Linked DNA regions of Homo sapiens: all the other regions are linked to region 3. A link is a contact called in ENCODE Hi-C or POLR2A ChIA-PET data. All regions are on one chromosome and are shown on one strand. Each heading gives the region's core, a stretch centred on a gene start or an enhancer-like site at or near the end of the contact. The rest is flanking DNA. Distances are from core to core; before and after follow the strand shown.

The links. A loop is a pair of places that touch in the nucleus more often than their neighbours do. ChIA-PET counts read pairs that join two places held with the same protein, here RNA polymerase II (POLR2A). Pooled maps may share reads with other maps.
Region 1: a loop to region 3 is called in a pooled map, with 3 times the contacts of the local background. The contact joins two enhancer-like sites. A Hi-C loop is called at or near these places in 1 of 168 maps with a recorded cell type or tissue (PC-9) and 5 of 50 pooled maps. POLR2A ChIA-PET finds 5 or more read pairs at or near these places in 1 of 52 experiments (PC-9).
Region 2: a pooled map shows a loop between it and region 3 (2.0-fold over the local background). The contact joins two enhancer-like sites. A Hi-C loop is called at or near these places in 1 of 168 maps with a recorded cell type or tissue (B cell), 9 of 37 single-sample maps with no recorded cell type and 6 of 50 pooled maps. POLR2A ChIA-PET finds 5 or more read pairs at or near these places in 2 of 52 experiments (CD8-positive, alpha-beta memory T cell and OCI-LY7).
Region 4: a loop to region 3 is called in a pooled map, with 2.4 times the contacts of the local background. The contact joins two enhancer-like sites. A Hi-C loop is called at or near these places in 1 of 168 maps with a recorded cell type or tissue (PC-9), 3 of 37 single-sample maps with no recorded cell type and 8 of 50 pooled maps. POLR2A ChIA-PET finds 5 or more read pairs at or near these places in 1 of 52 experiments (AG04450).

The regions. Positions count from the first base shown.
Region 1 is chr1:39,594,718-39,600,595 of GRCh38, forward strand. No RefSeq gene overlaps it. Among named protein-coding and RNA genes, the nearest start is that of PABPC4, 21 kb to the left of the region's middle. RefSeq lists silencers at 3,032-3,121, 3,872-4,001. Within about 2 kb of position 2,371, at least 2 of the 41 ENCODE cell types and tissues checked have a DNase peak (open chromatin) inside an H3K27ac peak, as active enhancers do.
Region 2 is chr1:39,394,305-39,400,539 of GRCh38, forward strand. All of the region lies in intron 58 of MACF1 (microtubule actin crosslinking factor 1), which reads left to right. Among named protein-coding and RNA genes, the nearest start is that of BMP8A, 94 kb to the right of the region's middle. Within about 2 kb of position 4,432, at least 33 of the 41 ENCODE cell types and tissues checked have a DNase peak (open chromatin) inside an H3K27ac peak, as active enhancers do; they include B cell, where a contact is called at or near this core.
Region 3 is chr1:39,523,967-39,529,885 of GRCh38, forward strand. BMP8A (bone morphogenetic protein 8a) reads left to right here. Exons shown (of 7, transcript NM_181809.4): 7 at 1,683-5,903. The coding sequence ends at 1,832. It also overlaps the pseudogene PPIEL. Among named protein-coding and RNA genes, the nearest start is that of BMP8A, 35 kb to the left of the region's middle. Within about 2 kb of position 1,970, at least 4 of the 41 ENCODE cell types and tissues checked have a DNase peak (open chromatin) inside an H3K27ac peak, as active enhancers do; they include B cell, where a contact is called at or near this core.
Region 4 is chr1:39,649,150-39,654,802 of GRCh38, forward strand. It overlaps NT5C1A (5'-nucleotidase, cytosolic IA), which reads right to left. Exons shown (of 6, transcript NM_032526.3): 6 at 2,080-5,653. Among named protein-coding and RNA genes, the nearest start is that of HEYL, 12 kb to the left of the region's middle. Within about 2 kb of position 3,060, at least 8 of the 41 ENCODE cell types and tissues checked have a DNase peak (open chromatin) inside an H3K27ac peak, as active enhancers do.

The sequences.
Region 1 (5,878 bases), core at 1,121-3,620, 71 kb after region 3:
AGTCTTCCTGAAGGTAGAAAGCTTGGGAGTGAGGAAGGCTATGAGGGATAGGTCATGAGGGAAAAAAAGCAGTATGGCCCAGTGGTTAAGGGTGTGGACTTTGGGCCATGTAGACTTAGGGGTCATCAATACGTAGGTGATAGAGTGATAGACATCATATAACTTCTGAGCTGGGAGGATCACATGAACCCAGGAATTCACTAGCCTGGACAACATAGTAAGACCCTATCTCTAAAAAAAAAAAAAAAAAAAAAAATTCGCCAGGTGTGGTGGCACACACCTGCAGTCCTACCTACTCGGGAGGCTGAGGTGGGAGGATCATTTGAGCCCAGGAGTTTGAGGCTGCAGTGAACTGTGTTCACACCACTGCACCCCAGTCTGGGTGACAGAGCCAGGCTATATCAAAAGAAAGAAAGAAAGAGAAAGAGAGAGAGAGAAAGAAAGAAATCATATAACTCAGTTCCTGAAACATGCACAGAGTGGCCTGTCTGTGGATGCTGTTGTTGCTGCACTGGAGACCACAGGGCCTGACTGGGTGTGACCCAAAGTCCCGACTGTGGTCAGCCTGACTGGCCCAGGGATCTGGGCTCTCACAGGGGCACTGGACACACCGTCCTGAATCCTGGAGCTGACACTGAGACAGGAGGATCACAGGAGGATCACAGGAGAACCCACTGAACTGGCCTTGAGTCAGCACAAGGACACAAAAGAAAGAAGATTTTGGTTTTGGAGGGCAGGGCTTGTGTGGGCACTGGTGGGAAAGCCCAGCTCCCTTCTCCTCCTGAACACCCAAATCTGATCCCCCAGTGGTTCCTCCCGGATGCCTGCAACAGCCTCCTTCTCCGTCTCCCCTGTAATCCACTCTACACATGGTAGACAGAGTCCTTTTTCAGAAATGTAAGTGAGACCATGTCGCCAGCCTCTCACCCAGCTGAAATCCTGCTAGAGGCTTCCCAAGGCTCTTAAGAAAGGAGCTGGCAAAAGTCTTTTCCAAACTGAGGTGATAAGGTGGACAATTTTAGGTGGATGTGGAAGGACATTTTAAAATTTCACCTGTGAATTAGAAAAATAGAAGTGTTATGTCATTCTTTAATTTCATGAATATTCTTGCTTAGGAGGATATAAAGGGAGCCAATTTAAAGAAAAATATTAAAGAAATGATAGTACAAGAGGAGCCACCATCGATGGTACTAGAACAAGGCTCAGGAAATTAGACCTCTCTTCAGTTTCATCGGGGGCTGTCTGTCCCTCCCTCCCTGGCTCTAGCTACACTGGTCTTGCAGGTCCTTGAAGATGTCACATGCTCATCTGCCAGGAACGTTCTGGAATGCTCTTCCCAATCTCACCCTTGCACTATATTCCCATCTTTTGCTAAAATAATGGCCCTCAGATCGTGGCTCCAGTGTCCCTCCCTGGGAGTCTCGTGATCAGGGGACCCTGCCGTCGTTATCTCATGGTCCTTCTACTTTTTCTTCATAGCACTTACTGCCATTTGTGATGATCTCTTGTGTGTCTGTGATTACATCTATGCCCCCTCTAGAATGTAAGCTTCTCAAAGCTGGACTGTGTCTTGCTCACCCTCTATGCTCAGGGCCCAGCCGGGCCAGGCACGTGCTAAGCACTCATCTGAATGCAGCATGTGCGAACAGATGCATGCACCCAGTTACTCACCCTGGTGGCTCCTGCCTCAGTCCCTGGCATGTTGACACCACTCAGATTGTGGCTGCCCCTGTGGAGTTAGGAATTGCCTCGGCATCAGCCTTCGAACAAGGGGCTCCACGCTGTCATTTTGCACCTGGCCTCACAAATGATGTAGCTGATCCTGAGCAGAAGATTGAGGAAGGTGGAAAGTAAGGACACTGGGGTGGATGACCCCTTTCAGAGCACGCAGAGAAGGCAGGAGACATGGGGTCAGGACAGTCTCTCCCAGCTTGGACCTTGTGCTGGCTTTTCTTTGAGGAGTCATGGAGATTAGATCTAGGACCTCTTCCTGGGCAGGGGAAGGGTCCCAGAAGAGCCATGCGGGTGGGGTCAGAGTTTCTGCCTTGGGTCTCAAAGGGCCTCAAGCCTGCGCCCCCTAGCCATGGCTTGGCCTCTTCCTCCTGGCCTCTCCCCACACTTCAATGTTTGCTTATCCTGGACCCCACAACCCCCTTATGCTATAGGAAGGCATAGGTCCAGAGTATGCATTGTTTTAGTTTAAACATTTAAAATATAGAAAGCTCAGAGGTGAACTTAACTAACGCCCATGTGCTTACCACTCAGAATAAGCAACTGTTAACATTTTTGCTTCAGATTTTTTTTTATATAAAACAAATAGAGCATCATAGACAGAGCTGAAGTTCCCTTTGTTCCTCTGCCCAGTCCAATTCCTCCCCTCCTTTCAATCCCAGGAGCAGTTGTTACTACTAATCTGATGTGTTTCCTTCCAATCTATTTCGATGAGCAAAACAGAATGTGTGTTAATGGAAGCATTATTCCTCACAGCCAAAAAAAAAAAAAAATGGAAACAATCCAAACGTCCATCAACTGATAAATGGATAAACAAAATGTGGCCTATCCATATAATGAAATATTATTAAGCAATAAAAATAAATCAAGTGCCAATCCATGCTAACATGGATCGGCCCTTTTTTTTTTTTTTTTTTTTTTTTGAGACAGGCTCTGGGTCTGTCACCCAGGCTGCAGTGCAGTGGTGCGATCTCTGCTCACTACCACCTCTACCTCCTGGGCTCAAGCCATCCTCCCACCTTAGCCTCGCAAGTAGCTGGGACTACAGGCACGCACCACCACACCTGGCTAATTTTTGTATTTTTTGTAGAGATGAGGTTTTGCCATGTCACCCAGGCAGGTCTCGAACTCCTGGGCTCAAGCAATCTGCCTGCTTAGGCCTCCCAAAGTGCTGGGATTACAGGCGTGAGCCACCACACCCTGTGTGATCAACCTTGAACACATTTTAAGTGACAGAAGCTAGATGCAAAAGGCTACGTATTATATGACTACATTTATACAGAATAGGCAAATCCACAGAGACAGAAGCAGATTAGTGGTTGCCAACGGGGAAGAGCAGAATACAAGTGGCTGATTAACGGGTGTGGGACTCCTTTTTGGGGTGATAAAAATGTTCTAGAATTAGGCAGTGGTGGTGGTTGCAAAACATCTGCAACCACCACTAAGATGGTTTTCCTTTCTTTTTCAAGGTCGTATAATATTCTCCTATGTGAATAAACCACATTTTCTTTATTGTTGCATCATCAATGACCATTTTTGGGTTGCTTCTAAACAACAGAAAAAACACTGAATTATATACTTTAAAATGGTTAAAATGATGACTTCTATGTACTTGAAAAAACACATAACATTGTTTACCCTCTGACCCATTTTAAGTGCAGGTTCAGTAGCCTTAAGTGTATTTAAAGGCTTGTGAAACAGACATCTAGGACTTTTTCTGGCTGCAAAACTGAAACTGTGTATCTACTAAACATGAATTCTCCCTCCCCCACCTCCACACTCAGCAATCACCTTTCCACTTTCTGCTTCTATAATTTTGACTGCTTTAGATTCTTCACATGAGTGTAATCATACAGTATTTGTCCTTTTGTGACTGGCTTATTTCTTTCTTTCTTTTTTTTTTTTTTGAGACAGAGTTTTGCTCTTGTTGCCCAGGCTGGAGTGCAATGGCATGATCTCGGCTCACTGCAAACTCCGTCTCCTGGGTTCAAGCAATTCCTGGGTTCAAGCGATTCTCCTGTCTCAGTCTCCCGAGTAGCTAGGATTACAGGCACCTGCCACTACGTCCAGCTAATTTTTTGTATTTTTAGTAGAGACAGGGTTCCACTATGTTGGCCAGGCTGGTCTCGAACTCCTGACCTCAGGTGATCCACCCACCTCGGCCTCCCAAAGTGCTGGGATTACAGGCGTGAGCCACCGTGCCCCGCCAGATCAACCTTGAAGACATCTTAAGTGACAGAAGCCAGATGCAAAAGGCTACCTATTACATGACTACATTTACACAGAATAGGCAAATCCAGAGACAGAAAGCAGATTAGTGGTTGCCAAGGGGGAAGAGGAGAACACAAGTGGCTGATTAATGGGTGCTGGGCTCCTTTTTGGGTGATAAAAATGTTCCAGAATTAGGCAGTGGTGGTGGTTGCAAAACATCTGCATATACTAAAAACCACTGAGTTGTGTACTTTAAAATGGTTTAAATGATGACTTCTATGTACTTAAAAAAAACACGTAACATTGTTTACCCTCTGACCCATTTTAAGGGCAGGTTCAGTAGCCTTAAGTGTATTTAAAGGCTTGTGAAACAGACATCTAGGACTTTTTCTCGCTGCAAAACTGAAACTGTGTATCTACTAAACATGAATTCTCCCTCCCCCACCTCCACCCTCAGCAACCACCTTTCCACTTTCTGCTTCTGTAATTTTGACTGCTTTAGATTCTTCACATGAGTGTAATCATACAGTGTTTGTCCTTTTGTGACTGGCTTATTTCACTTAGCATAATGTTCTTGAGGTTCATCCATGTTGCAGCATGTGACTGGATTTCCTTTCTTTTTCAAGGTCGTATAATATTCCCCTATGTGAATAAACCACATTTTCTTTATTGTTGCATCATCAATGGCCATTTTTGGGTTGCTTCTACCTCTTGGCTATTGTGAATAATGTTGTAATGAATGTGGGTGTGCAACTATCTCTTTGAGATCCTGCTTTATTTCGGACAAAAACTAAGAAATGATATTTGCTGGATCATATGGTCATTCTATTTTTAATTTTTTGAGGAACCTCCATACCGTTTTCCATAGTGGCTGCACCATTTCCCATTCCCACCAACCCAATGTTCAGAGAATTGGAACCCAGGGCATAAGGGTTCCAATTGCTCTGCATCTTCATTAAGAGTTCTTATTTCCTGTTCTTGTGATAGTGGCCATTTTAATGGGTGTGAAGTGATTTTATTTATTTGGATAATTTTTACACCTGATCTTAGCCCAAAGGCCAAGAAGTTATATCATTTTAATAATTTTACAAACTGTAATTTAAAAATATTTGTCTGTAGACATATTACTGCAACTCGTTTTGTCACATTGTATTTCTACATACAGAACTGGTTCATTTATTTTACTTTATTTTGTGTTTTTTTGAGACGGAGTCTCTGTCACCCAGGCTGGAGTGCAGTGGCGTGATCTCAGCTCACTGCAACCTCTGTCTCTCTGGTTCAAGCGATTCTCCTGCCTCAGCCTCCCAAGTAGCTGAGATTACAGGTGCCCGCCACCACGCCTGGCTAATTTTTGTATTTTTAGTAGAGACGGGGTTTGGCCACATTGGCGAGGCTGCTCTTGAACCTCTGACCTCAGGTGATCCGCACGTCTCTGTCTCCCAACGTGCTGGGATTACAGGCGTGAGCCACCGTGCTCAGCCGGTTGTGTGGTTTTAATTGGCATTGTTTTTCCTTTATTTCTAGTTTTTTTTTTCTTTTCTTTTCCCTTCCTTCTTCCTTTCTTCCTTCTTTCCCTTCCCTCCCTTTTGGTCCTTTCTTGCCTAGTCGTGGACCTTTATTGATTTTTATTATTATTATTTTTTAGATGGAGTCTAGCTCTGTCACCCAGGCTGGAGTGCAGTGGCCTCATATCTGCTCACTGCAACCTATGCCTCCCGCGTTAAAGCGATTCTCCTGCCTCAGCCTTCCGAGTAGCTGGAATTACAGGCGCCTGCCACCACGCCCAGCTAATTTTTGTATTTTTAGTAGAGGCGGGGTTTCACGGTGTTAGCCAGGCTGGTCTCGAACTCCTGACCTCGTGATCCGCCTGCCTCGGCCACCCAAAGTGCTGGGATTACAAGCATGAGCCACGGCGTCTGGCCCGACCTTTTTATAT
Region 2 (6,235 bases), core at 3,182-5,681, 130 kb before region 3:
CATCTTCATGTGCACATGAGAAAAGCCCTGGAAGAGGCTGGGGGCGGTGGCTCACGCCTGTAATCCCAGTACTTTGGAAGGCTGAGGTGGGTGGATCACCTGAGGTCAGGAGTTCGAGACGAGCCTGGCCAAGATGGTGAAACCCTGTATCTACTAAAAATACAAAAATTAGCTGGGCATGGTGGCACATGCCTGTAGTCTCAGCTGTTTGGGGAGGCTGAGGCAGGAGAATGGCTTGGACCTGGGAGGCAGAAGTTGCAGTGAGCCGAGATCGCACCACTGCACTCCAGCCTGGGTGTCAGAAAGAGACTCCGTCTCCAAAAAAAGAAAAAGAAAAGCCCTGGAAGACAGGGCCCAGCATGGAGTTGAAAGACTGCCAGTTTACTCCTTCCTTTCAAATGATTACAAGGACAGTATCAGCTCATGTACGTTTTTGGCAGTTAGTACACCTGCCTGAGAGTGAGTCACTGGAGGATAGAGCAAATGAGGTTAGCGTTATCTACCTGCCCTTGGAGAGACAGGAAATCACACTTGGTATGACCTGTCTGTCACCTGGAGGTTTAGGTTTCCCCAGCTTTACCAAGATGAGTGGGTATCCTCTATCCCTGCCAACCCCCACCTTGTGCTGACCCTTCCTTGGCCTGTCTTGGTTTTTTCCTTTCTTCCTTAAACAAAGCTACTCCAAATAGGAACTAGGGTCCAAGGAAATAAAGACAGTATCCTAAAATGGATTTCTCAATTTCGGCACTATTGACATTTTTTGGGGGTGGGTGGGGAGGAAAGGGGCAGCCACTCACGCCACCACCTCTGCCTGCCACTATCAACATTTTGGACTGGATAATTCTTTGTTGTGAGAAGCTGTCCTGTGCATTGTAGGCTGTTTAGCAGCATTTCTGACCTAGTAACTTCCCAGTTGTACAACTAAAAATGTCTCCCTGGAAGGCAGAATTACCCTCTGTTGAGAACTATAGCCCTGGAAGAAATTGCCACCTATACATGGGAAACTTAGAATTCAGGTGGAATAGGTTACTAGTTAAATATTTATGTAACAAGCAGCCTTCTGATAATCTGATTATGACTGTGTGTAGTGGCAACAACCACTTCTAAGTCAGCTTTCCTTTAAGCCAGGCTCTGGATTCTTTATTTTTGCTGGCCTTAATCTGTGTCTGGCTTAACACCTCCTGGTCACTTTCCCTGGCTGGAATTTACGTACAGTTGTCAGTTGTTGATGCAGGTGTTTGGTTGATGATGCATTGCCAAAGAGAAGAGGAACTTCCTTTGTGGACATACTTCAGGGAGCTTCCTTGTTCTGTGCCTTTAAGGGGAGACTACAGTCTCTCAGTTGTTCTCCACAGCCAACCAAGAGTTTGGCTGCTGATATTTATAACCCTTATGTGACCACCCCCACCTCCCCACCCCACAAAGAATTCCAATGCTCTGTAATAATCCTCTCCACCCCCACCATAGCAACTGGATGTGGAGAAGGTGAAGGAGCCTTTAAGGCCTTTAAGTTTGCTTCATGTTGAACCTTTTCCAGCTCCCTTTTAAAATATTGCCAGTTGTATTTTAAATATCAGTGTCACAAGCAAAATCCCAGGCTTGCAGCCACTGCATCATCTTAAAGGAGCCTCATGCCCCAGTGAAGGTAGTAAAATTGAATGGAAGGTAGTAAAATCATCAAGAAAGGATTGATAGATTTTACAAAAATCTGTCTGGAAATTTGATAGCAAGGTGAGATTTTAAAGCAACAAACAGGCTAGGCGCAGTGGCTCATGCCTGTAATCCCAGCATTTTGGGAGGCTGAGGCAGGTGGATCACGCTGTCAGGAGATCGAGACCATTCTGGCCAACATGGTGAAACCCCATCTTAGCCGGGCATGGTGGCATGCGCCTGTAGTCCCAGCTACACAGGAGGCTGAGGCAGGAGAATCGCTTGAACCCAGGAGGTGGAGGTTGCAGTGAGCCGACATCGCGCCACTGCACTCCAACCTGGGTGACAGAGCGAGACTCCATCTCAAAAAAAAAAAAAAAAGCAACAAACAAATATATCTGTAACCAAAGAAAAGGACTGAGCAGTTGGATTTGAGTTTACTAAAATTCTTCACATACAGTATCAGTATGTAGCATTCACAACTAAGATTTATCATTTGTATAAGAAGGAAGAAATATATTTCCAGAAAAACTAGAATGTATCCTGTGCAGAACTTGTATGTATTGATCGTTTAGTAGTTGATTAGTAAACATGGTTAAGATAAGCACAGACTTGCAGAAAAGGACTGATCCTCACTGTGCCTAGAAATGAATGGTAAATGGTCTCAGCCTTAGGCTGGTTCTGGAGCTTCAGAAAAATATCCTGGGCACTTTCAAGCTCGCTAATAAGCTATGAGCTTCTAGGAAGTACGATGAGTTTCTTTGAAGGGCCGTTTATTGTTAGAGTTGCTGGTTTACTAGGAATAAAATGACTTCCACAGGGAGTTGTGTCAGGTCACTGCACCAAACCATCACTGTAAAGGGCTGTCTCCTGCTGAATGGATTCTTCACAAGTCTCAGCTGTCCCAGTTGGAAAAACCCAGCTATGGGTAGAATGTGCACCCTCCCTACTTTGCCACCACTAAGTGCTTTTCAACTACGAGTCTCTCTTATTGACTATAGAAGGTTAATGGAATACACTTACTCTCTAGGACGTCATAAACTATTTTTCTACCACCAGTCATGTCATTTGAAATATGGATCTTTGCTACACATGGTGATGGTTCATGGATGGAGGTTAAAAGGAAGTGATTCCATATTCCTTTTAACCCATCCTTACTGGGCAGTTGCTCTGTGCTAGTCCTTGTGGTGGGTACTGGAGTCTCAGATAGTCTCTAGTTAACAGTGTACAGATGTGCCTTGACTTACAGTGAAATTATGTCTGGAAAAACCCATCATAACTCGAAACTATTGTAAGTCAGAAATGCATTTAATGTACCTACTGACAGCCGGGTATGGTGGCTCATGCCTGTCATCTCAGCACTTTGGGAGGCCGAGGTGGGTGGATCACCTGAGGTCAGAAGTTCAAGACCAGCCTGGTCAACATGGTGAAACCCGGTCTCTACTAAATATACAAAAATTAGCCGGGCGTGGTGGCGAGCGCCTGTAATCCCAGCTACTCAGGAGGCTGAGGCAGGAGAATTGCTTGAACCCGGGAGGCAGAGGTTGCAGTGAGCTGAGATCATGCCATTGCGCTCCAGCCTGGGCAACGAGCGAAACTTCGTTCCAAAAAAAAAAAAAAGTAGCTACTGACCATCATAGCTCAGCTTAGCCTACCTTAAACATACTCAGACACTTACATTAGCCTACAGTTAGGCAAAATCATCTATCAGAAAGCCTATTTTATAATAAAGTGCTGACTCGCTCATGTAATTTATTGAATATTGTACTGAAATAGAGAAACTGAATGATTGGGTACTTGAAGTATGGTTTCTACTGAATGCATATCACTTTCACCATCATAAAGTTGAAAAATCTTCAGTTGAACCATTGTTAAGTCAGAGACCATCTATAGTAAGGGAAACAGATACAGAGAATTACAGTGGTACTGATGTAGTGGTAAATGCAGTAAGAAAGATCTGAGTCTAAATGATCTCTGAAAAAAACTCTAAATCAGACATTTAAAATCCTATTTTGCAGATAAGAAAACTTAAGACTTGAAGAGGTTAAAATAACTTGTTCGAGCCACATAGCAAGTAAATATTAGAGTTGGGATTGGGAAGGTCTGTTTGGCACCAAAGTTTATGCTACACCAGTGGTTGTCAACCAAGCATAGCTTTGCAGAGACTCCCACTCCCCGCCACTCCTTTTTTTTTTTTTTTTTTTAAACAGTTTCACTCCCATCACCCAGGCTAGAGTGCAGTGGCACAATCATGGCTCACTGCAGCCTCGACCTCCCAGTCTCAAGTGATCCTCCTGCCTCAGCCCCACAAGTAGCTGGAATTACAGGTGCATGCTGCCATTCCTGGCTAATTTTTGTATTTTTTGTAGAGATAGAGTTTCACCATGTTGCCAAGGCCGGCCTTGAACTCCTGAGCTCAAATGATCTGCCTACCTCAGCCTCTCAGAGTGCTGGTATTACAGGAATGAGCCACAGTGCCTGGCCCAGAGACATTTTTTATTGTTATGACTGGAAAAGCTGCTACTGGCATCTAGTAAGTGCTGCGAAACAACCTACAATACACAGGATGACGGCCCCTTACAATGAAAGAATTATTCAGCTTACTTCTAGAAAGCTAGGGAATTTGATTTTTGCCATCTTCAGATCCCATGACAAGTAAGAGTTAACTGATTAAATAGTTCCACTCGCTGGGGGTGCTTCTGTGGTTTTCCTCTCCTTTTAAGAAAATTAGTTAAGAAATAGTGTTGCTTCCGGGAGTGACTTACACAGATAGAGTCAGGATCTTGGGGAACTAATCTGAGTCAGCGACTGAAGAATTTTCTCTATGCCTGACCAGTCCCCACCCCACACTGCCACAAGGCTCCTGCTGTGGAAATCAATCAGCTGTGTATCTCAGGCTGCTTCCTGTAGGGTGTGTTATGGAATGGCATCAGCCCTTGCACCAGCTGGGAGTACTGATCTCAGTGTGATTTTATCAGACTATGTTTCTTTTGAGCCTTACTGTTTGGAACAAAGGACCCTCTGTTAAGAATGCAGAGAGCTGGTGTGATTGGATAGCTAGCATATACATACATGGTTCCTATGGGAAAAAAACAGACATAAATTATGCTATAGCCCTCTAAAATTTTCATCTCCAAAATGATTTCCTGACCTTCTGTCTGTATTCACAGTTCTTTCTGTAAGTGCTTATCCTTCCCCCAAAGCAATTCGAAGGCCATCTGATCTGATAAATGGTTGTATCCTTCAGAACTAGCCTATTTCTGTGTCTCCAGTCTTGGATGTATTTGATCCCCACTATCTTTCCAGTGTTATTTCCTATATAGACCATACACTACATCCAGTTACCCCAGACACTCCTTATACATTTTAGGTATTTGATTTCTGAAGTCATAGCTCAAGTCCACTTCTTTATAAAGCTTTTTTTTTTTTTTTTTTTTTGAGATGGATTCTGGCTCTGTCACCCAGGCTGGAGTGCAGTGGTGCGATCTCGGCTCACTGCAATTTCTGACTCCCAGGTTCAAGCGATTCTCTTGCCTCAGCCTCCCAAGTATCTGGGATTACAGGCACGCACCATCTTGCCTGGCTAATTTTTTTGTATTTTTAGTAGAGACAGGGTTTCGCCACGTTGGCCAGGCTGGTCTCGAACTCCTGACCTCAGGTGATCCACCCACCTCGGCCTCCCAAAGTGCTGGGATTATAGGCGTGAGCCACCATGCCCGGCCTTATAAAGGCTTTTGATCTCCCCAGCTCACTACTCCTGATCTCTTAATCATTTACAATGTATAACTCACTTGGCTTTTATCACATACCACCTAATTTTGACATTTTCTGATTATATCCATTTGTCCTATCCCCTCAGTTAATTCACTTTTGTGTCCCTTAATGTAGTTAGCATATTGGTATATACACAGTTGGAGATGAGACAATATTTGACTGACTGGATGAACATTCTTTATTTCTCATAAGCCATGTGAGCTCTAGGATTCAAAATGCTATCTACTCTGCAAGACTTGAGGTATATATCCTTGTGTGTCCTGAAGAAATTCTAATCTTAGCCTGATTTCCTCAGTTCTCCATCTTTCTTCTGGGCTTCCTTCCTTCTCTGCTAGTTAGTATATGTTAAGGGAACACAATCTTTTTTCAGTATAAGAGGGCAAAACTAAGAAAGAAATGTGCTACTTCTTATGCACAGAGTCATTGCTACTTACTCAATTAGTTGACAGTTTGGTGTAGTGAAAAAAACTGAATACAAGTTCTAGTCAGAAGTATCCAGGTTTGAATCCTGGCTCTATCATTTACTAGCTGAGTGACCTTCAGGGAAATTACTTAACCTCTCTGAATCTTACTTACTTTAACTGTAAAATACAAATATTGGTAAATCATACCTTTAGGATTTTTATGAAAATTAAATGAAGTGATATATCTAAAAGTATTAGGCTTATATTTGGTGCTCAGCTCACTAGATGATAATATGCTTTTTTTTAAAAAGAAGCTTATCTAGACATATAAATTAGAATATTGTGAAATCTTTTTTTTTTTCATTTTTTGTTTGTTTGTTTGTTTGTTTTTGAGACAGGGTCTCACT
Region 3 (5,919 bases), core at 720-3,219:
AATAAAAATTAAAACACACACACACACACACACACACACACACGTGCGCACACAATGCCTTGGTGTGAGAGGAAAGAAATTACCAAAAGCTGCTCTGAGCCTATGATAATACTTCCTTTCTGGGCAGTCAAATGGTGTTTGCTGGACACCTGGAGCCATCTCCTTGGAAAGGCCCAGGGGTGATGAGGACGCGTGGGGTGGCCTGGCCCAGCCACCCTTTATGCCGTGTGGTTCTCACAGCTGCATGTGTGGGAGGTACATGGGAAGGTGACTGCACCTGCAGCTCCTGGACTCCATCTCCTCTGCCCTTGCCCCTGCCCCTCAGGGGCTCAACTAGAGTGAGTGCTCACAGCCTACAGGGCAGCAAACAGGCACTGTGCTCTAGGGGAGGCTGTCGGTGGGCACAGAAGCAAACCAACCGTGGAGTTGACACCTCCTGTGAGGAAGAGCAGAGCAGCCGTGCCGTCAGTGGAGTGAGACTGGGCCCAGCCTCTCCACACAAGGAGGGGCACGTCAGCAGCTGGAGGAGGAATGTTCCAGAAGGAGCAAGTGCAAGGCCCTAAGACAGGAGCAGGCTGGCCCTAAGTTCAGGGCCAGCAGGGAGGAGAGGGGCTGGGTGCAGTGAAGGGGAGGAGAGTGGAGGGAGGTGATGCCGGGGTGAGCCAGGCCAGCTCCCGTAGGGCCTGGGGTTCCCTGGGAAGGAGGGTGGATTTTATTCCAAGCAACCCCAGAGGCTGTCAGAGGTCTTCAGCAAAGCAGTGTCCTGGTCTGCGTCACCCTCCAGAAGGACCTTTCTGGCTTGGGGAGGCTGATGGTCGCGGGAGTGGAAGGCAGAGGAGCAGGGGATGAGTGAGGGCTGCTGTGGTCACCTGGCAGGTGATGGCAGCTCGACTGGGCAGGTGGTCCGAGGCAGCACGGAGGTGGAGGTTGAGCCAGGGGCTGCTCTCAGGGAAGGGAGGAGGCGAAAGGAGTCATCCAGGAGGCCTCCCAGGCGGGAGCTATGATGTCAGGGCGGGAGGAATTCTATGTTCCACTGAGGCCTCATTAGACCCCCAAGTGCAGAAGTGGGAAGGGGAGCAGGATCCGCAAGTCTGGAGTTCAGAAGAGAGGTCCAAGCTGAGCCAGGGGAGTGGAGAGGTGCGGGCACATGCAGGGCCTTGAAGTGCTGAGGGCGGATGCAGTCCTCTGGGAGAAGGAGCAGCACAGGAGAGGGGGCGAGGCCTGGCCTCCCAGAGCCTGGGGAGGGAGGCCAGGGTGTGGGGAGGCAGAGCCTCTGGGGGGGTCTGAAGGGCTATAAGAAGACAGTGGTCCTTCCAGGTTCCCCCTTGGGGACCTCACTAAGGGCACAAACCTGGCCATGAGGTTCTCCTTCCCATTATCCCCAGGAGGAAGTCTGAGCCCTTGGCCTGGGACTCGAGGCCCCTCATTAGTGCCCTGCCCACCTGCCCCACACCCTGGGGCTGCCATGTATCCCTCCCTGGGCACTGTGGGCCACCACAGCTCCCGCTCCCAGAGCTCTCAGGGCTGCTCTTATTCCTGTTAATAATTCTTATTATTGTGCTGCTCCCATGTGGCTTGGAGATGGCCAGGGCAGGGAGCAGGTGGAGCTGGGGCGGGGCTAGGTGGGTCCTCAGAGGAGGCCACTGGCCTCATGCCCCTGCCTGTGCTCCCTTCCTGGCCAGGTGCACCTGATGAAGCCAAACGCAGTCCCCAAGGCGTGCTGTGCACCCACCAAGCTGAGCGCCACCTCTGTGCTCTACTATGACAGCAGCAACAACGTCATCCTGCGCAAGCACCGCAACATGGTGGTCAAGGCCTGCGGCTGCCACTGAGTCAGCCCGCCCAGCCCTACTGCAGCCACCCTTCTCATCTGGATCGGGCCCTGCAGAGGCAGAAAACCCTTAAATGCTGTCACAGCTCAAGCAGGAGTGTCAGGGGCCCTCACTCTCGGTGCCTACTTCCTGTCAGGCTTCTGGTCCTTTCTCGGTACCTCTGTGCCCCTCCCCTGGGGTTTGTGGCTGTCACTCTGCCCGACACTTTGGTGGCCTAAGGCACACAGCAGCCTCAGAGCCTGTGCTGACTGCACTGTCTGGAGTCAGCACAGAAGTCCTATCTTAGGACCTGTCAGACTGTGGCTGGCCCCGGATGGTCTGAGGTTGGCTGACCCGAGCTTTTCTCCATTCACCAGAGGGTTTAGGTGTGAGGAGAAGGGCTCTGCCTCTTCCCAGGTACAACACTGGCCATTTCTGGGCAAAATTGGACACGCTTATGTTCTCAGCACAGTGTGTTCTGGGATTCTTCTCATTTGGTCCAGGGTGCAGTTAGCATATTAGAAAAAGAATAAGCTGGACATCCCCACGAAGCCACTGGGGATTTTTTTTTTTTTTTTCCAGATAGAGTCTCACTCTGTCACCCAGGCTGGAGTGCAGTGGTGCAATCCTGGCTCACTGCAACCTCTGCCTCCCAGGTTCAAGCAATTCTCGTGCCTCAGCCTCCTGAGTAGCTGGGATTACAGGGGCCCACCACCACGCCCAGCTCATTCTTGTATTTTTAGTAGAGACGGGGTTTCACCATATCGGCCAGGCTGGTCTTGAACTCCTGACCTCAGGTGATCCACCCGCCCGGCCTCCCAAAGTGTTGGGATGACAGGCATGAGCCACCGTGCCTGGCCACTGGGGATATTTTATGTCATGTGTATTCCCTTGCCCTGGGCCTGCCCCTTCTCCTGCCTGGGAAAGAGGTATGACTCCCACAGGAGCAAAGAATCCTGGGGGCTTCCAGTTCCCTCCACCATCTCTACCATGCTGACCCATTTGGGGCTCAGCACTGAGACAGAGGCAAGACCAGCAGCTCCAACATGTAGTGTAGGCTGGCACAGAGCAAATGCCCCCGCAGCCTGCTCCCCTTGCCCATGGCTCATGTCAGTAATCAACCTACGTACCTTTCCCACTGAACCAGGACAGGGCCTCCAGGCCTCAGCACAGAACTGCAGACAGCCACCACCAGGCATTGTCAATAAGACCTCAGTTCCCCCTCCTGCCCCACTGCAGAGCAATCCATTCCATCCAAAGCAGGGTGACTGGCAGTCTCCGGCCAGGCATGGGGCAAGGGTGGGGACTGCCAGTGTTTGCTTGTGTCTAGGAGTTATGAACAAGCTGGCCACCAAAATTGGCGTCACCCTGGGTGCCCACCAGCGCTGTCCTGTGTCTTGGGTCTGTGAGTCAAAGAAAAGGTCCCTGTCCCAGGGAGTGACAGGCAGTAATTAGGCTGAGTTGGGTGGGGAGGTTTGTCTCGGCCTCCACTGTTCCCGGAAACCGCTGTTCTCCTTGGAACAGCCACTGGGAGTTGGAGTGTTTATTTGATTTCTGACTTGCTAAGCCTGTAATTTACCTGCTGGAACAGACAGAGTCCAGCTGCCCAAACCGTGTCATTAAAAGCAGATCCTGGGCCCGCCCCATCCACAGGCACAGCCTGGCAGAGTGGTTCCACCTCCCCATGGGCCCAAGGATGCGCCTCTCTGGAGTTCACGTGCTGCACCCCCAGGGAGGGGCCTGGGGAGAGCTGGTCCAGCAGCAGGGGTGGAGGCTGGGGCCACACTGCGGGACAGCAGCCCCTCCACCTGGACCAGGGAGGGCCTCCATGTGCAAGCGCAGAGGAAGAGACCCTCTCATGTACATAAAGGGTGGGCCCAGGCTGTCTGGAAGATGGTGAGTTCCCCACTAGTCTAAGGCTTCAAGCTCAGCTAGCAGAGATTGGAAGAGGCAATGGCCTGAGTGTTAGGAGACAGGTATTCTGGTTCCAACTCAGCCACTGACTTGGTGTCAGGACAAGTCCCCTTTCTTATTCACGCTTCAGTTTCTCATCTGCAACATGAGGACATAGGACTCTTTAATTCCAAAGGCTCTTCCAACCCAGAGAACCCATCTGCCCCCATGACCTTCTCCCAGAGCTTGAGACATGGCCTGAGCCCCCTGCTGCCATAGGACTTGGGGCCTATCTGCCATTGCAGGACCTGATTTAACAGCTCTCTTCTTCCAATACTGGGCAGTAGAGTTTCGGAAACTGACAAATGTGTGGTCTCTTCAGTGCCCAGTGTGTAACCTGGCATGGTTTGGGTGTGCTAGGAGTTTGTGAAATGAATGTTTTCAAGACGCAAACGCTGCTATGCCCATCAGGTGTGCACAGCAGGCCTGAGGATCATGATGAGACTCCCTTTTTATGCAGCAAAGCACAAAGTGTGACAGTCGTGGCCTTCCTGGTGGCCAGACTTCTAGCAACTTTAGCCACCCACCAAATGACATCACATACAGAAGGCCTCAGAAAGGGAGGAGGTCGTAAGGACACACAGCTGATGAAGGGTCAGTGCTCAGCTATCAAGGTCATCTTCTGGCCTGGTTGCCTCCCACAGCCCAGGATGCATTCAAGGCTGCACATCAGGAGCATAAATAAGGGTGGTCAGCTCAGGCCCACTGGCTGCAACAAGTAGCCACTGACAGGGAGTCTGGGGCCATTTGGTGCAGAACAACCCCCAACCCAGTGGCCATCTTCACAACTGCAGCACAGTGCTGGCCCTAATGCCAGGTGAGCGTGCAAAGTCCTGTTTCTTTGTCTTTACATAGGGACCGGGCGATGCGCTTTAGAGAAATTCCCTATTATTTCACAGGAAAGGAGGCTGTGAAAAGGAGAGGGCAGGTTTTGGAGCCAAGTCGACCTGGCATCAGGTCCTGGCTGCCTTTTTTTTTTTTTTTTTAAAGACATACATGGTCTTGCTTTGTCGCCCAGGCTGGAGTGCAGTGGCAGTGTCATGGCTCACTGCAGCCTCAACCTGCTGGGCTCAAGCAATCCTCCCACTTCAGCCCGAGTTGCTGGGATGACAGGCACACGCCACCATACCCAGCTAATTTTTAAATTTTTTATAGAAACCAGGTCTCACTATGTTGCCCAGGCCGGTCTTAAACTTTGCCCAGGCCAGTCTTGAACTCCTGAGCTCAAGCAATCCTCCTGCCTCAGCCTCCCAAAGTGCTAGGATTACAGGCGTGAGCCACTTACCCGGCCTCTGCCTCTTGTTAATTTGACCACATCATGTACCTGCTGTGCCCGTTCCTTCCTCCGTAGAAGAGGGTGCTGGTCCTGCCCTTTTGAGGCCTCCATGAGGGCCAAATGTGCCATGGGACACTTAGTGCCATGCCTGCGCAGACCTGTGGAATAAACAGCAATTCTGAGCAGGCTCATTTTAAAGGGACTTGCAAATTTGGGCGTTCCTTGTGTGCCTTCCTCATAAAACCCACTCCTCCCAGAATATGCTTAGAGGTGCTGCTGTATTTACCTGAGAGCTATGCTTTTCATCAAAAACCTAAACGTGATCATCTCTTGGATGAGGTGTGGCCCTGCACACTCGCCTGCTCGTGGAAGGAGTCTGGGCCAGCAGTGACCCACGCGCTAGGGTCTCTGCTGAGGAAGTGGCAGGTGTGCGGCCCTGCCCTGGCCCCGTAGTGAGTGTGGGGCCCACCTGTGCCCTCATGGGCAGCTGAAGGGGGAGCTTTCTACCCCAGGTTCCTTTCCTTACTGAAAAGTCTTGAGCAAACAGTTGCCGCTCTCCACCCCCTGCTTTTTAAAAAAAATTTTTTCTCACGTAAGAAAATGTTATCTGTGTGCTGGGGAAAATTTTGAAAATAACAAAAACCAGAATACAAACACCCATAATCAATCACAGAGATAACCACTGTTCATAATTCCTTCCAGTCTTCTTACTTGGCACATATACATTTGTCTTTCTTTATATATGACATATGGATATTTTACAAAGTTAGGATCCTACTCTATGCACTGCTTGGTGATCGGATCTATTCAATGTACAAAATATTTTGAAAGTTTCTGTGATTAAATGTTCTTTGAAAACATAACTTTTAGCAGCCTTCC
Region 4 (5,653 bases), core at 1,810-4,309, 130 kb after region 3:
CACTTGAACCCAGGAGGCAGAGGTTGCAGCGAGCCGAGATTGCGACACTGCACTCCAGCCTGGGTGGCAGAGCGAGACTCCATCTCAAAAAAACAAAACAAAACAAAACAAAACAACAAAAAAAAACCCAAAAACCCTGCCTGTTCTGCACGTGTATCCCAGAACTTAAAATTAAATTAAATTAAATTAAATTTTAAAAAAAGAATGAAGATTCAAATTGCTATGGTCTGAATATACCTCTCCAAAATTAATATGCTGAAACCTTATCACCAATGTGATGATATTAGGAGGTCGGGCCTTTGGGAGATTATGAGATCTTGAGGGTGGAAGCATATGCCACCATGCCCAGCTAATTTTTGTATTTTTAGTAGAGACGGGGTTTCTACTAAACATGTTGGCCAGGATGGTCTCAATCTCCTGACCTCGTGATTCACCCGCCTCAGCCTCCCAAAGTGCTGGGATTACAGGTGTGAGCCACCGCGCCCGGCCAAAAATAATGTTTCTTTAAGTGACCTATTGGAAAATAAAACTGGCTACTAGTAAGCACAAGAAAAAAAAACAGAACACATAGGCCTTAGGTCATGGATGAGCTTTGCAAGTTGAAAAGGGAGTGCACACGGGAGGAGAAAGAATTATGTCTGTGATTTCTTTATCTGGTGGTTACTCCTTTTTTTTTTTTTGGTTCCAGCTCCAAGCCACAGTCACATCTGTATCACATCATGGGGTTTTTATTCCCAAATCCAGTCCAAGACCATGTCAGAAAGTAGAGGATTCATTTATGGCACCAGAGGCTGGGGCTGATATCCAAGGCCTAGGAAGGAGGGGGTGTTAGGATGCCACCCTTCCCCCACCCCTGCCTTTCCCTCACCTTGGACATGGGCCACTGGTCATAAAACAGGACAAACAGCTCTGGGACCACTGGCCTTATGGACATTATAAAAATTTTACCATGAGACTAAGACATCTCAGAACACAGTTTCGATGATGTCCCCAAGTAGGTGACTCCAAGGCCCCTGAAGGAATGTTGGACAGGAGGTGTGGGAAGGAAGTAGATGAAGAATCATATTTCTCTCCATTCCTGGTGACTGGGTGGGGACAGGTGGGAAAGCAAGGGGACTTCAGGTTGGAGAATCCAGGAGACACATTCAAGTCTAGTCTTGCCACAGGGCAGAAGAACGGTTAACATAACCTTGGGGGCCCCTGGTATACCAGACTGATGGAGGTATAATAATATGTGGTAGCCAACCTCCAAGATGGCCCCTAATCATCTCCACTTCCTGATATTCACCTCCTTGCGTAGTCCCCTCTCACCTTGTATCAGGGTTTGTCTGTGTGACCAATGGAATATGCTAGAGGTGATGACATGTCACTTCCAAGGCTAGGTCATAAAAGATGGTGTGGCTTTTGCCTTGCTCTCTTGGATTACTCACTCTCAGGGAAGCCAACAGCCATGTCATGAGGACACTCAGGTAACATTGTGGTGAGGAACTCTGGTCACCTGCCAACAGCCATGTGAGTGAGCCATCTTGGAGGCAGCTCCTCCAGCCCTAGGCAAGCCTTCCATTGACTGCAGCTCCACCTGGCAGCTTGACTACAACCTCATGAGAGGCTCTGAGTAAGAACCACCCAGAAAAGCCACTCTTGGATTCCTGCTCTGCAGACACTTTGAGGTGCAGGAAGACCCTGGGGTGTAGGAAGACCCTGGGGTGCAGGAAGAAGAATGATGTGAGGGCTGGAGTCTGAGTTATCCCCTTCTTCCTTCATCTCACATCCTTTCTCATCTTCTCTTCCTCCCTCTCCATCCCCACCCTTGGTAGTTCCAGATGGGAACACCGAGTCCATGTGAGGAGCCCTGTTGGGGGAAGCTTGCCTTCTGATGCTCTCAGGCTGCTGTCCATTGCGGAATCTCCCCTCAGGGTGGTCTTCATGTGCTGGGACAGATTCTACAGAAAGATCCCAGCACTAGTGGATGAATCGGGTCCCAGGCCTCTTCATTACCTACGTCACCATTAGCATTTCATGAGGGGCCATATGCCAGTTTGTGAATACAATTGTGGGGAAAAAACAAGACAACGTAAGTTAATTAAAACCCTCTCCATTTATTTGAATGGCTTTTAAGAAGCAGAAGCACATGTGGTAAAATTAAGGTATAGGACATGCATGAGAAGTGACAGGGACCCACACTGGCAAGCACTCAGCACCCTTTATCATGTGACCAGGTAAATGTTACAAAGAGCCAGACAGGTCTGGATCGATGGGGTGTGCTACTAGTAGGCCAAAGAGGGCAAAGCTGGGAGAAGTACAAGCAGTCTTATTCCCAGACAAGGGAAGTCACAAAGACGAAGAAACACATGCTCTAACCATTTACGGAGGCACTTAGGTTTATCATAACAAGCAACCCAGAGAGGTTGGGTGATGAGGAAGACTGAGGCAGCAAATGCTATCAAAGCAAAGGGCTTCTGACAGGTAGATACAAGCACATTATGCACACAGGTTTCATTTTTCATCGTATTCTATATCGGAGGTTATTGAGATGCTCTTAAGTAGAAACCAGAAGTTAAGTATATGTGCGCTATTACATTAATAAAGAAGTTCGTAGGCCGAGTGTGGTGGCTCACGCCTGTAATCCCAGCACTTTGGGAGGCAGAGGCTGGTGGATCACCTGAGGTCAGGAGTTCGAGACCAGCCTGGCCAATATGGTGAAACCCCATCTCTACTAAAAATACAAAAAATTAGCTGGGCATGGTGGCGGGCACCTGTAATCCCAGCTACTCAGGAAGCTGAGGCAGGAGAATTGCTTGACCCCAGGAGGCGGAGGTTGCAGTGAGCCAAGATTGTGCCACTGCACTCCAGCCTGAGTGACAGAGCAAGACTCCGTCTCAAAAAAAAAAAAAAAAAAAAAAAAAAAAAAAAAAAAAGAAGTTTGTACATACGCAGTTTTGAACACACAAAGGCTGAGCTAGGTCATCTCTGAGGTCTCTTAAATATCCATCACTGAGAATCTGAGTGTAATATCCTCAGACTCTCAGTGACTTGGGTCTTAAAAACCCAAGTCTCTGGGCCTGGGCCAGCGGATGCAAACTGGAGATTCAAGGGCCGGATCTCGCCTACAGAATATGTTTTATTTGGCCCAGATGGTGTTTTCTAAATTCAAAATAGTTGCCAACATTTAAAAGTCCAGATTCCCAGCTTCTCTTCAAAAATGGGGCGGACTATCCGGCAACCTCAGGCCACATTCCCATGTGGCAGCAACCATGGCAGACCACAGTGTTCTCCATTCTCAGTGAAGAACTGGCTTAATCCTCTCCACTCATTTATGTTTCCTGCCTCGCCCCTGTAGGCATTGGGGTTTGTGACCCTGGCCCAGGCATCCAGTCTAGGGTGACCTCAGTGATTTTCTTGGTGGCTTCTTGGTGGCAGTTAGCTACAAGACTAGCCTTGAGGCCTTTACCCTAATTCCGTGGCAGATGGCCATGAAGGCATATATTCACCCACAGGCCAGGAGTGTGGGAGTCAGTGACCCCAGTCTTCACAGCTTTGGTTTGCCTTACAGAGGCTTTCACTTTGCAAAGATGAGTAACTGAAAAGTTCCCAGCCACATTTCACTTTTATAAATGGAATTCCAAAGGCCTCTAGGGGATGGCCCATCAGGGAGATACTTCCCAATTAAGGTCAATGGTAAGTCACTTCTGGGCCACATTAGAACACTCAAGCAGAGGCAGGAATCTTTGCCTAGGTTGGGCAGGGCTGGTAGTGGGGAGGGAAGGCAACTTTCGTAGCCATGGCCATGAGATGACCAGGGCATCTGTATACAGTTGGCAGGTTGTGCAGGTGTCTAATAGGTACTACCCATGTCACAATACCAATGGCGCCCTCTAGATTTTTGCAGTGCACAATCTGCCCAACTGGACACGTTGGCCTTGGCACTGTTAGGGGGAGGGAAGAAACAAATGGAGATGATGAGGCAGGTATAGTCAAAAGGATTGCCCTTACACAGATTCTACCACTTCCTTCCCAAGGCTCAGGAGTAGGGGTAGGAGGCAGAGGGTTAGGAGCCAAGACTTTCTTGGCCAGAGGTTGGGGGCTGGTCTCGGTGGCCCCCAAGCTGCACATACGCAAATGCCCATGTTATGATGGAAATGGGTACAACTATCCTAGGGCTGGCCATCAGTATGTGGGTCCCAGGACACTCAGTTAACAGAGATAACCATCTGTACACATAGTGAGTACACACACACACACAGAGTCATTGGCTGAGATATCTGGCCCATTACACACACCCACATAAATACACGTACGTGTACGATTTTTATCCTGTTGCACAAACTTAATATGTGTGCATCCATACACACAATCACAGTAATTGCCGGCAAGAGCAATCGGCTCGTCACTCGGGCATATTTAGCAAACATTTCCAGAGCACCTGAAGTCCTTTTTGGCTGGCTAGAGCTAACCGTGGGGAGAGTCCAGCGCAGCACTAAGTCAGTGGGAGAGAAAAGTAAATCAGTGGGTAGAATCACTTGACTACTGCCAGCAGCTGCGTGCCGGCCTGCAGTGCCACCTACTGGCAGAAAGGAGGTGGTTTTGTGTTTTGCTTTAAGACTAGATAAAACCCGTGATCTGGGAAGCCGCCAGCCACACGATGCTATTCATCCACCTCCTTGTGTTCTACCCAAGTCAGGTGAGGCTCTGACATCCTCAGAGTTGCATCATATCCTCAGAGGATGAACATTCTGGGCCTTGCATGCCTCTTGGATAGCAAAACCCAACACCAATAGGGATGGCAAAATAGGTTTCATCTTTCACACCAGCTCCAGCCCGCTGGTAGTGGCTGCCTGGAATGCTGGATAGAGAAAGATTCTGAGACCCAGTCTGGGCTTAGTGGAGAAGAGTATCATGATGGCATAGCGACAGCAATGATGGCTGTAGATGGGGCGTCTTCCATACTGTCTGTTCTTGCAGTGGATCCTGGAAGCCTGGTAAATCTCTAAATTTGCAGAGTCCTAGAATTCTCCTGATCCACAATTCCATTATGAGGGGTATTTGTGTTTATTGCTCACGTGCCTTCATGCCACAAGAAACTGCCATTCCAGCTGTTACAGGAGTTTTCTCTCTCACTTGATCAGTAACTTCTGAACCGGCTAAAGTCCTCACGGGACCCTCTTCACGACGGACTTGTTCTTGCTTTCACAGAAAGTACATGGATGACCTTGTTGGCTCGGAGCTGCTGAAATCAACACTGGGCACTTCAATCTATCCAAAACTCATGTTTAGCTAATGCGCATCCACCTACTAGGCTGATCATTGCCTAAGAGGCCCCATGAGGAAATGAGTCGGGAATACAAAGCCATGCTGGACAGCCAGCTGGGCTCATCCCCAGCCAAGGGCCCTGCTCCTGCCCTCTCACTCATCAGCTTGGGAGAGCACATTCAAGTCAAATCAGTGCATCAACAAAACTGCAAATTACCATGAGCCATGGGTCGCTTGAAAATAGTCAAAACTTGGAATCTTCAGATGGGCATGGAGCCCCATGTCCCTTCCCTTTGGCAGTGGAGCCAGCCTCCGCCCACAGATGCATAGGTGGATGTGACCTGGCTCATCCCACTGAGGCATCAGCCAGGCTGTCTGCCTTGGCCCAGGGGTCCGCACATTT